Regions from separate parts of the Homo sapiens genome. Here region 1 is linked to region 2. A link is a loop called in an ENCODE intact Hi-C map of the cell type or tissue named here. Cell type or tissue: chondrocyte. All regions are shown on one strand. Links, peaks and the distances in the headings refer to the core of each region. The heading gives the core; the rest is flanking DNA. Region 1 overlaps DST (dystonin). Region 2 holds the start of DST-AS1 (DST antisense RNA 1).

Evidence for each region. A loop is a pair of places that touch in the nucleus more often than their neighbours do. Peaks named below come from ENCODE experiments on the same cell type or tissue, not always from the same donor. Only the 100,000 strongest peaks of a DNase experiment are listed, where the experiment ranks them.
Region 1: it touches region 2 in a loop (3-fold over the local background); 3 of 110 quality-filtered maps call a loop at or near these places.

Annotation. Positions count from the first base shown.
Region 1 is chr6:56,540,495-56,545,878 of GRCh38, reverse strand. The region is part of intron 61 of DST (dystonin); the gene reads left to right. Among named protein-coding and RNA genes, the nearest start is that of COL21A1, 300 kb to the right of the region's middle. RefSeq lists enhancers at 2,799-3,218, 2,923-3,688. In chondrocyte, for the core only: a CTCF peak has its summit at 3,072; a DNase peak (open chromatin) is centred at 3,068.
Region 2 is chr6:56,840,965-56,846,348 of GRCh38, reverse strand. The region is part of intron 4 of DST (dystonin); the gene reads left to right. DST-AS1 (DST antisense RNA 1) reads right to left here and starts at 2,363. Exons shown (of 4, transcript NR_125866.1): 1 at 2,283-2,363. RefSeq lists silencers at 1,941-2,080, 2,421-2,620, 2,711-2,970 and enhancers at 2,054-2,921, 2,922-3,790. In chondrocyte, for the core only: CTCF peaks have their summits at 1,812 and 2,011; DNase peaks (open chromatin) are centred at 2,088 and 2,980.

The DNA of each region.
Region 1 (5,384 bases), core at 294-5,293, 300 kb after region 2:
TATGTACTTGCAGCACAAAACGCATATCCCTTGTTTGACTTCTCATCCTGATTTCAAGAGCTATCAGGCCAAGAGTTATTCATTGATAATAGTGCGTTTACTTACATAGACATTTTTCACTTACTGCACATTGAACTTAATACCTCCAATCCTTCAACCCTAAAACCTCCATGTTTCAGCTGATAAAATTGCTCTTTTCTATGAGTAAATAATGTGTAAATAATAATCATAAATGTGAATGATAAAACTTTTCTATGATGTACATTGTTGCACTTAGTGGGAAGACTTTTCAGGGACTTTCCTTTTAAAAGATTTAATTAAACTTTAGGAATATAAAATGAGAAAATATTACTGTTTTGCTTATAATTCAATTAGTAGTTGTGTACTTTTCTGAAATCATCTGCTTTAGTAGATAGTTTAGCTGGATTATATCTAGTAGGCTACAAAAAGTAAGTAAAGCTACATTTTGAAAACAGCATTATGATTTCTGTATTATGAAATAATAGTGTTGGCTATTTTTCAGGAAAACTTTACGTACCTTATTATGTATTTCTCTCATTGTGAAAATGTGAGGGGGCTGGGCACAGTGGGTCATGCCTGTAATCCCAGCACTTTGGGAGACTGAGGCAGGAGGACTGCTTGAGCCCAGGTGTTCAAAACCATCCTGGGCAACAGAGTGAGACCCCATCTCCACAAAAAATTTTTAAAATTAGCCAGGTGTAGTGGTGCGCATCTGTACTTGGGAGGCTGAGACAGGAGGATCACATGAGCCCGAGAGGTCAAGGCTGCAGTGAGCTGTGATCATGCCACTGCATTTCAGCCTGGGTGACAGAGCAAGACCCTGTCTCAGAAAAAAAGAAAATGTGATGGATCTAGATATCATGATTAATATTTAACATGGTTTAATATATCTTGATTTTATTAACATTAGAGGCTATAACATTTATAGTAGCTGTCTAAACCAAATTTTTGGGGAAAAATAAACCAGTCCGGTTCTGCTCTATATATGAGCTCTTACATGTCATCCAGGTAAGACTTTGGAATGTGATTTCAAGTAACAAAGATATATGTAAATTATTGTGACAAATTTTAATAGCACAAATCTTAATGTGAATCAATATAAAAATCAGTTCAATAAAAAAGGAATTTAGTTATTAAATAAGTGGTGTATACTTGAACTCAATTAACTAGGGAATATTTTCCCATAGCACTGTTTACTTCCGAACTGTGTCATGGCCATTTTCTCATTCACATTCCCATTCTAGTGTAAGTGGTGTAAGGACAGTGGTGGCTATGTCTTTACAACATCATTTTTCCAGTGCTTACATGTTGTTTGGCAGACAGTGAGTGCTATTTTTTTGAATCATTTAATTTATGAATGAATTATTTGTGCAGTTTTAAAAATGTACTACCCACCTCAAATGTGAGGTTATATGTTGCTCCTCTTAGCTTTTCATAAGCCTAGAATAATATTGTGCTAATGATTCAGAGTTAGAGTCTAAGGTGAACTGAATTAGAGCCATTCTTTATTATGAAAAGTTCTGTAAGGATCTTAGAGTGTTTAGAGAAAGGCACTCAGAGATCTCAAGGAAACTTTATTATTCATATTGCCATGAATAAGTAGTTTTCTAAGCTTACATATCAAGAGAGCGGCAGCTGGGAGTAAGACTCTTGGCCTCTACTATTTCCCAGTCTAGTGCCCAATCCACTGTTCAAGCGTGGTAAGTATGAGACCATTTTTCTTTCTCTTATCAGTGCCTTATTACAGCCTGTGTGCTTGAACACCACAGAATCAGGTGCTTGTTGAAATATTTCACGTCTTGAACATGAAAAATTGGCATTGATATTGTGATGTGGATGGATATTTTTAAATCTCTTTTTCTTTATAGATAGTCATATATCTAGTCAACTTAATGATGGCCACATACTGAGTTGCATCTAATAATCTAATAATTGTTGAATGGATGAGTTACCGATAGAGTTTTCATTATGAAAAGATTTTTTTAAAAAAGATTCAACTCTTAGATTTATCGAATGAATATTGAGATAACGTTTTCTCATTAAAGGCACAAAAGTTTCCTCCCACATCTTTTCTGTAAAATTAACAAAGAAAGTATAAAGTTGTTTTTACTAGAACTGCCTTCTTCATTTGGAGTTAGCACAGTTTTGTTCATGTTCAAATGATTATTTTATGAGATTGAAGAAAGACCGCTTCATTTGTAACTGACACTCTGACGATGTTTCTTATTTTGTAAAATAGAGAATGTTTAGATTTTATTTAAATAAAACTATTAAATTTCCTACAAAGACTAAGAGTTGGCTTGCTGAATTTATTTTCAAACAGTATTTTTAGAAGGGTGTTCAGTAGATAAAAATCTGTGGAGGTGATTTTGTTTATTAAATATCTGGAGTCAGTGAGTACCACTCTTGGGCCTTGTGTTAACCTCAAGAGTACTGTATGGTTATTAGTAACTACTAATATTCATGTCAGCAGTGCTGAGAGCCCCTCACTGGTAGGAATACTTTACTCTGGAGAACAGTTAGATTTGAACTTGGGCTTCAAAAGGGAACGGCAAAACACTCTCGACTTCAAAGTGATCTGCACTTTGCATCGCAGATACTGCTGAAGCATCAGATTCTTCAGTGTAAAAGTGCGGTTTCAACTGAAGGATAGGGACCTATGTAGCCCCCCTTTTCCCATTTAGTATTCAAATGAGTGCGGTCTCTGGACCTTCACAAAATAATTTCTTCGCGGATCTCCCGGTGCCAGGTTCTGCCTCCGCAAGCCCTACGGATCCCCTCCCATTTTGAAGTAGTCGGCGGGGTTTCCGCGGTGTTTGAACCTGAGCTGTCCCTCTCCCCAGTGGCCGGACTCGGCCTGCTTTGCGCTGATGTCACCACAAGCTGTTACATTGCAGCCTCTCGGCTTCGAGGTACCTCCCACTGAAACCGCTCGCCGACTCCCGGGAAGAAGCGAAAGATGACTGCGAAGTTAAGTCACGGGAGGGCGTAGCACCGAAGTGGTAGAGAGCTGCGGCTCCGGAACGCCCGGCAGGCCCAGAGACGCAGCAGATGGTGCCTGAAGAGAGAGGGCGTTGCTGCAAGCGCCCTGGCTGGAGAGCATGCCTGCCCGGCACCGTGCTGCCCTGAGGAGCCGCGGACAGCCCCGGAGCTCCCTTCCGGAGTTCTTTCTGCTGCCTCCACCGCCACCGTCTCTCTCTAGCCCCAGCTGAAATGAAGGCCATACCGCGGCCACAGAACTTGGTTCAGTTTCAAAGGCTAATGTAGTCCCTGGGTTTTCTGCTCAATGTGAATTACGCTGCCTGTGCCTTAGAGGAAGCCGCGGAGCTCTTCGTTGCTGCAATTGCCTCAGGTGGAATAAGCCTTCCTAAGGAGGACCAGATAAGAATCTTTGGAAATGGCTTTTTTTTTTTTTTTTTTTTTTTTTTTAAAGAAGCTTAGTAGTACACCATGCTTTCTGTTTACTTTAAACGGTTGCTGGATTGTACTGCCCTGGGTGTCTAAAAGTCTGGTGTTTTTTTCTTTCTTCCTTTGAGTAGTTCTGAATAGCATTGAAGAAGCTTAAAACAGGAAGAAAACCTGCCTTTTCAATCAAGTTTATTTATAGCTACTCCCCCCTCCAAAAAAAAAAAGTAAAAGAAAAATGTAACTTTCTCATAACGTTAGACTTAACTTATTTTTCTCTGAAGATTTGTTCTGTGCCTTGATGTGAACAATACCAGGTCCCTGTGTTTGTCTTTTAAATTTCTGGAGCATGGTTTATTTACCAGAATGGTGGAGTTCTGCAAGCCATCTTTAAGTGGATTACAGTTAACCAGAGCTCTGCCGAAATTAACATTCAGGCTGTTAAAATGCTTGCTCATTTGGAAATTTTAATCTGGAAATATCAGACTAAAAAGGGAAATGGACTGACAATGGAATGTTCTGAGTGTTTGAGCCACTGTTAAGTGTGTGTTTGTTTATTTTCTGTGTTTTGGAGTGTGTGAACGGGGACTTTGGGAGCTGGGAAAGGTGGACAAAGGAGATTTTTGTTCTCTGTTATTGATGCACTTTATTGTTTAGAATCATCCTAAAATCAACCAGGTAAAAGGATAGTTGCATTTATACTGATGCACTGCTGATGACCTTAAACACCTCATGTATTATGAAATATATTATTTGAGCATGTGTCTTTATGCTAAAGACACTCCATAGCTCTGTTCAGAAGTATACTTTTTTGGAAGATGCTTTATCTTATTTCTTATCTGTGTCAAGAGCTGCAATATTTGTTTTAACTATCTGCAAAATGGGGAAGCCACTCAGCAGACCAGACTGTTTACGTCAGAATCCCCCATGTGTAGGGAAGGGTGAAGAAGAGGAGGACCTAAATATCGAAGACTGTTACGTCCCACAGCGGTCAATCTATGATACTGTTAGACTAAATGAACAGATAGACTCTGGTTCAAAAGGTAGTCTATCTTCCAGGCATTTTACAGATCGAACTTTACCCTACAGTCACAGAACACTGGATGTTAGTTCTTTATGCTCTAATGGTGCCCTTACTTCTTCCAGTGTATTTGAGCTGAGAGGTCGGGAAGCTAACAAACTAGATGAAAAGATGATCTTTGATGCACTCAAACTAAATAGTGATATCATTCGAACCACAGGATTACCTAAAGCCAAATCTCATGCGGAAAAGAAAGAGCATAGACGGTCATGGCGAATGTTTGTCCCGGCCAATTTTATGGATTATGCAAACAAAAGTGAAAGCTCTTTTGTTGAACCTGCTGATATGTCAGATGCTGTTACCAAGGCCAGCAAGTGCAGATGGGGTACTAATTCTCTCACTTCGGAGGAGGATGACTCTGGTTTATGTAGCCCTCCAGCAGAGAGGGAAGAAAAACAGGGCATTTTAACTGGAGACCAGTCACGAATTAAAAGTTTGTCTTCTACTGAAGATATTCTTGTAACAGACCAATACAGACCATTTTTTTCTGTTAATTCCATTAGCGAACAGAAAATCCCACTGCTTTCATGTCAAAGTGCCCACCCTGATGAAAATTTCAAAATGATTTTACATGATGTTTCTCCACTAGAGGAAGCAAAACATGTAAATGGTCAAAGGGAAATCCACGATGAAAATTGTTGCCTGCAGAATAATTTGAAAGAGAGCCCTGTGAAGTGTGACCCATTAATTATGCCAAGAAATAGAGAAAATGAGCATATTTTTAACCTTGGAGAAGAGGACGAAACATACGGACCTGGAGAATCCCAAATCACAGCACAAAGTAGGGAACTCTTGAAGGATTCCCCTCAAGATTTAGATCTCTCTCACACAGATCTAGGGGAGAGTGATGTAGATTGTGGTAGCACCAGCTTAGTAG
Region 2 (5,384 bases), core at 130-5,129:
AATTCCTTCTCTGTCCATGACTAGTTGTGTTTACTTGGACAATTTACCAAACTTATCTTAGCCTCAGTTTCCTTATCAAAGGGTCATGGTTGTGGTGATTAAATATAATAGTGAATGCAAACAATTCTGCTACCTCCTTGGCACATCAAATGCTTTATAAATGATAGCTTACCCATGGCCAGATGTTCTTCTAAGCACTTAATATGGTATCCTATTTAGACCTCCCAAGAACCCCATGAAGTAGGTACTATGATTTTCTCCATTTTCAGTTCAGAATCTGCTGAGAAAGGAAGAAAAACTTTGCCAAGGTTGTAGTGTCAAGAAGTAGTAGAGCTAGGATCTGAATTCAGGCAGTCTTTACTCCAAAGTCCAAGCTATTTACTGCTACGCTTTTGCCTCTTCTCTATGGAATACACTATTATTATTAGCATATTGACCCAATGTTACCCTTCCAAGAATGCATGGGGTAAAGGCTGTTTTTAAAAACAATCCCAAATGTTGCTTCTGCTCATTTTGACTGGTTCCTTAAATGGATGATTAAAATTACTGTGTGCTGACTATATTCATAAAACTGGGTGCTACTGGGTGTCAGTCTCTGATGAAGGCTCAGACGTGCCTTCAATGACCTTACTCATTGTAAAGGAGACATTTTTGAGAGACCTATGTCTATACATGTGTGGTCTGTAAATGAATGACTTTCAGGGACTTAATTGCTAACCCTTTTATTTCAAGAAGGTGTCCCATATGATGCCTGGTTGTTACTTTATGAACTAATGTGCATACAAATGCATATCGAGCTGTAAGAAAACTCTAGTAACCTTAAAGACTTACTGGGACAGTGGTTCAAACTCAGATTATAAACCAGTGGTCAGGATAGAAAAAAGAGATGTGGTCTTGCTTTGTTTGGAGTAACAGAAGTAGGCCAATTGCTGAGGAGTGCTCCAGTTCTATCTCAAGTCAGTTTTTTTTTCCCACGAGTACACAATTTTTTCTTTCAAGAGGAACTCATCCCTATCTAAGCATTAATGGAAAATGGTCCATAGTTCACAACACCCAACGCTAACAAAGAAATAAAAAATCATGGAGGGCAAAAGGTCAGTATATGTGAAAGGAGGAAATAGGGAAGGAAGATTTAGACAAGACGTGAAGTTGACATAGGTCAGACTGTCAACAATCAGCTGATTTATCTAATAATAGCAGTAGCAATGAGGTATCATCCTGTCACTGTACTCCAGCCTGGATGACAGAGTGAGACCCCACCTCCTAAATAAAGTAGTAGGTGCAGCAGCTAATCCTTATATAACACCAGACATTATTCTAAACTTCATTTACTATACAACTTTATGAGTTAGGCACTACTATCGCTGTTTTACTGATGAAGAGAGTCTCAGAGAGGATAAGTAACTTGCCCATGTGACACAGTAAGGAGTGAAGATTCTATGTACAGCAGCCTGACTTCACTGTTTTTTTTTTTTTTGAGACGGAGTCTTGCTCTGTCGCCCAGGCTGGAATACGGTGGCGTGATCTCGGCTCACTGCAACCTCCACCTCCCGGGTTCAAGCAGTTCTCTGCCTCAACCTCCCGAGTAGCTGGGATTATAGGTACCCGCCACCACGCCCGGCTAAATTTTGTATTTTTAGTAGAGACGGGATTTCACCATTTTGGCCAGGCTGGTCTTGAACTCCTGACCTCGTGATCCACCCGCCTCGGCCTCCCAAAGTGCTGGGATTACAGGCGTGAGACACCGCGCCCGGCCAGTCATTACTCTTAAACACATCCATTTACATGCCTGGGTATCAGTTGGTTCCTCCAATGGACGCTTAAACTCACCCACTTTAGTATATGATACACATATATCTAATTTAAGGGAACTGTATCCATTTTACTCAGTTTAATGGATACTAGTACTATGTAGAATGAATAATAAGGAGAGAGCAGGAGGGAGGTGATAAATATGGGGCAGTTGTGAACCTATAGGCCCGCCGCGGAGCCCAGCAGCAGATGCGCCTGTGGGCTCTGGGGGGCAGAAGGGAGGGACCGCAGGCTGGTACTCGGCAGCCTCGCGGCGGCCGGGAGCTCAGGCGCAGGCGCGGCCCGGCTGTCAGGCGCTGATGCGCGGGGCCACCTGCAGAGGCCTCCTCACCCTGTCCCCGGGATGTCCCCTAGACGCGGACCCCCGTGCCCTCCTTGCCCTGTGCTGTCACAGAGTGACCTGAATCCTCCCACGCCAAAAAGATGGGTGGAAGAAAGTATTTCCAACCCTCCCCCCGATCATCCCTTACCCAGGGAGAGCCGCTGGCCCCTCAGCAGGGGGCTGCGCACAGCGGTGGAGCGATCTGCGGCTTTGTTTCTCAGGCACCTGTTGTGGATCCCAAATAGAAACGTCGCCCTTGGGGATCCGGGACCGGGCAGCCAGTGTCCGGGGGTGGGCGTGCTTGGCCGCACGGTCCACCAGGGTGGGCGGGCCTGGGGAGGGGGCCTGGGGCGCGTGGCTCTGCCTGGGAGGGAGGGGCCGAGAGGCGCCGGGGCCGGAGCTGAGCCAGCCGGGGCGCTGACCGCCGCGCTCGCCCCCTCCCTTCCGCCCTCCGCCCTCCACCCTCCACCCTCCACCCTCCACTCTCCACCCTCCACCCTCCACCCTCCTCCCTCCCTCTCTCCCCGGCGCGGGCGAGTGTCTGCGGCGCGGCGGCCAGGAAATGCCGCAGATGCGCCGCGCAGCATCCCCGGTGAAGGCAGCGCGCCGGTCCTCCCGCACCGCTGCCGCGGCCTCGGCCCGGCCCGAAGCACGCGCCTCGTGCAGGGCCAGCAGAGCGGTCAGCGCGGCCGCAGAGGGTCCGGGCGCCCGCCGGCCCCCGCCCGCCCTCGCCGCACGCCCCGCTCCTCCGCTTGGCGTGGCGCTGCTCGTCGCCGCCCCTGGGCTCGCTGAGATTTGCCGCTGCTGAAACCCGAGAGGGACTCGGGCTCCCGGAGCCGGGCGGCCCACCATCGGCCTGCCCGGAGGCCTGGGCGTTTCCTTTGCCGGCCCTGGCGCCGGCAGCCCCCTGCGCCCCCGCTCTGCGTCTTCGGCTTCCGTGCTTCTCCCCAGCGTGCTGCTCCTTCCTCTTTTCCAGTTCCCAAGGCTGTGTCTTGCTGACTGCGATACTGTCCGGGGGTTACGAGGGGGAGAGGGGAATTTGTCAGTCATCGCTTAGATAAACTTCGGCATGGCGGGTTACCTCTCCCCTGCTGCTTACCTGTACGTGGAGGAGCAGGAGTATCTCCAGGCCTACGAGGATGTCCTGGAGAGGTACAAAGGTATGTGGTCCCTGCCCTGGGGCTGCGGAGCTTGGCACTGATCAGAGAGGCAACCGCTGCCTTTCCTTAATCAGAGCCACCACTCCTTGGGCACGAGTAAACAGGTGTCTGGACCAGTCTTGGGAATGGACCAGGTCTTTTTGCACGGGATTTAGTACCCCCAGCGCAGGGAGGATGGTGGGGTGGGCGACAGTCCGGAGACGCCCTTAGATGAGCGGTAGAGAGGGGGGAAGGGGGTTGTTTCCAAGAAGCACATTGCGTTTTCTCTCCCTTGTAAAAGCTCTTAAGCACTACGCGTAATCATAATTCTTCCTGGGAGGGTGGATACCGATTATTCTCTATGGGATTACTAAGGCATTGCTGCTGCTGCTTGGCTAGGGTATTGGTTAGCCCTGTAGAAAAGGTTCAGCATCACTAGATCATTTTCCTTAAAATGATCTTTCTTATTTGATAAAGTTTGTGACTATATACTTACTCTGATATATTGTAAAAATTATTTTATAGCGTGATGGATAAAAGACTTTAGTGAGTTTGTTGTAAATTTAAATGTAAAGAATGTATTTTGAGATTTTTTTCTGCCCATCCTTTATGTTCAGGAAATTCTATGCCAATCTGATATTTATGTTTTAGTATAATGTTTACTTGGACTTCATAGTTGAATATAATGATGAAATACAAATTGCAGCTGTCCATTTTTTAAGTGTTTTTGTGTCTGGAAATGTATTTTTAAGTGTGTGTATACCATCTTTTTATTGTGGCTCCCAAAACACTCCGAACTCAAGAGCAGCTCACAGAGGTTTAAAGTATTTATAGTGAATAGTGACCCATTTCATAGGTAGGATTCAGATGGTTTTATATCTTTTGAATATTTGCTTTGGGTTTGGTAACTCAATGTCAGTAATTTCAGTGGTATTATATGGTTAATGATGCATGTAGTTTTTCTATTAGTAGAAAGTAGAAATAAAAAAAAATTGAACTAAACAATAAAATTCCAAAGCCCCAAAAAGCCCAAATACACTCACAATTGTTTTCTCTCTTTGTAGGATATGTTTTATAACCGAAATTCTTGCAATCCTTGTAGAATTTTGTAAACAGTACAATGAGAATTCCTTTGTGCCAAGACTCTTATTGTGTATAATACTGCCACTGAGCAAGTGCAGTGATATTTTAGGCTAAAGCACATTTGTGACATTTGTGTGTGTGTGTGTGTGTATGTGGGTGGGTGGGTAATATACTCATGTTTACCTGCATCACTCCATTTTAAAGTAAGGTTTGTAATTAGTTGTTTCCAGAGCTTTGAAAAGGAGAAATATTGCAATATAGACCAACAAACCTTATTGAAGAAATACATCTGTGCTCTATACAGTCAGAAATAAAAAAATCTGAAAGTTCTAAAGTAGATACATTTTATACTTTTGAAAAAAATTATAGCTGAATGAATTTTTGTCACATGAAGTTTTACTTAAGTGACACGTGGGTGATTTCAGGTGACTGAAAACGAGTGCTTATTTGACTTTGTCTAAAAGAAGTAGGCATTGTTTAAAAGCTTGTCTTTGCCTTTGGAAATAAAAGGAAATTAAAGATCTGAAGGCCAGTGTACAACAATCAGTATTGCCCTTAAACAGATACATTTTCAAACATATTGTTCAGACGTCACTGAAAAAATGATGGGAGTTTTCCTCATTTTTACTTAAGGTTTTTAAAATGCTTAGTTCATCAATTTGTACTTGGGCTTTATAGCTGTGCTATGTTTCATTTAGTCATGGAAAGGAAAGTAAGAGTATTGGGCAGTGTATTCCATGAAAAGCTGGAGACCTGGAAAACTCATTGTTTCCCGATGTGTTTTGAAGCCAGTTATGATTTCCCATCAGTATCCAGTATGATGACTTCACTACACTGCTTATTATCCTGGTGACTTGCTGTGGGGACTGATCTAATCAGAAAAGAATTGTAGGCTTTGAATAGGGAGTGTCAGTTCACTAAACGTTCAGAGTACGGTTGCTCACTTTCTGAAATCATGCATTGTTCAAAACATTTTATGTTCTCATTTAAACTTAAAGGGAAGTCATTTTGATTTTATTTCTGACAGA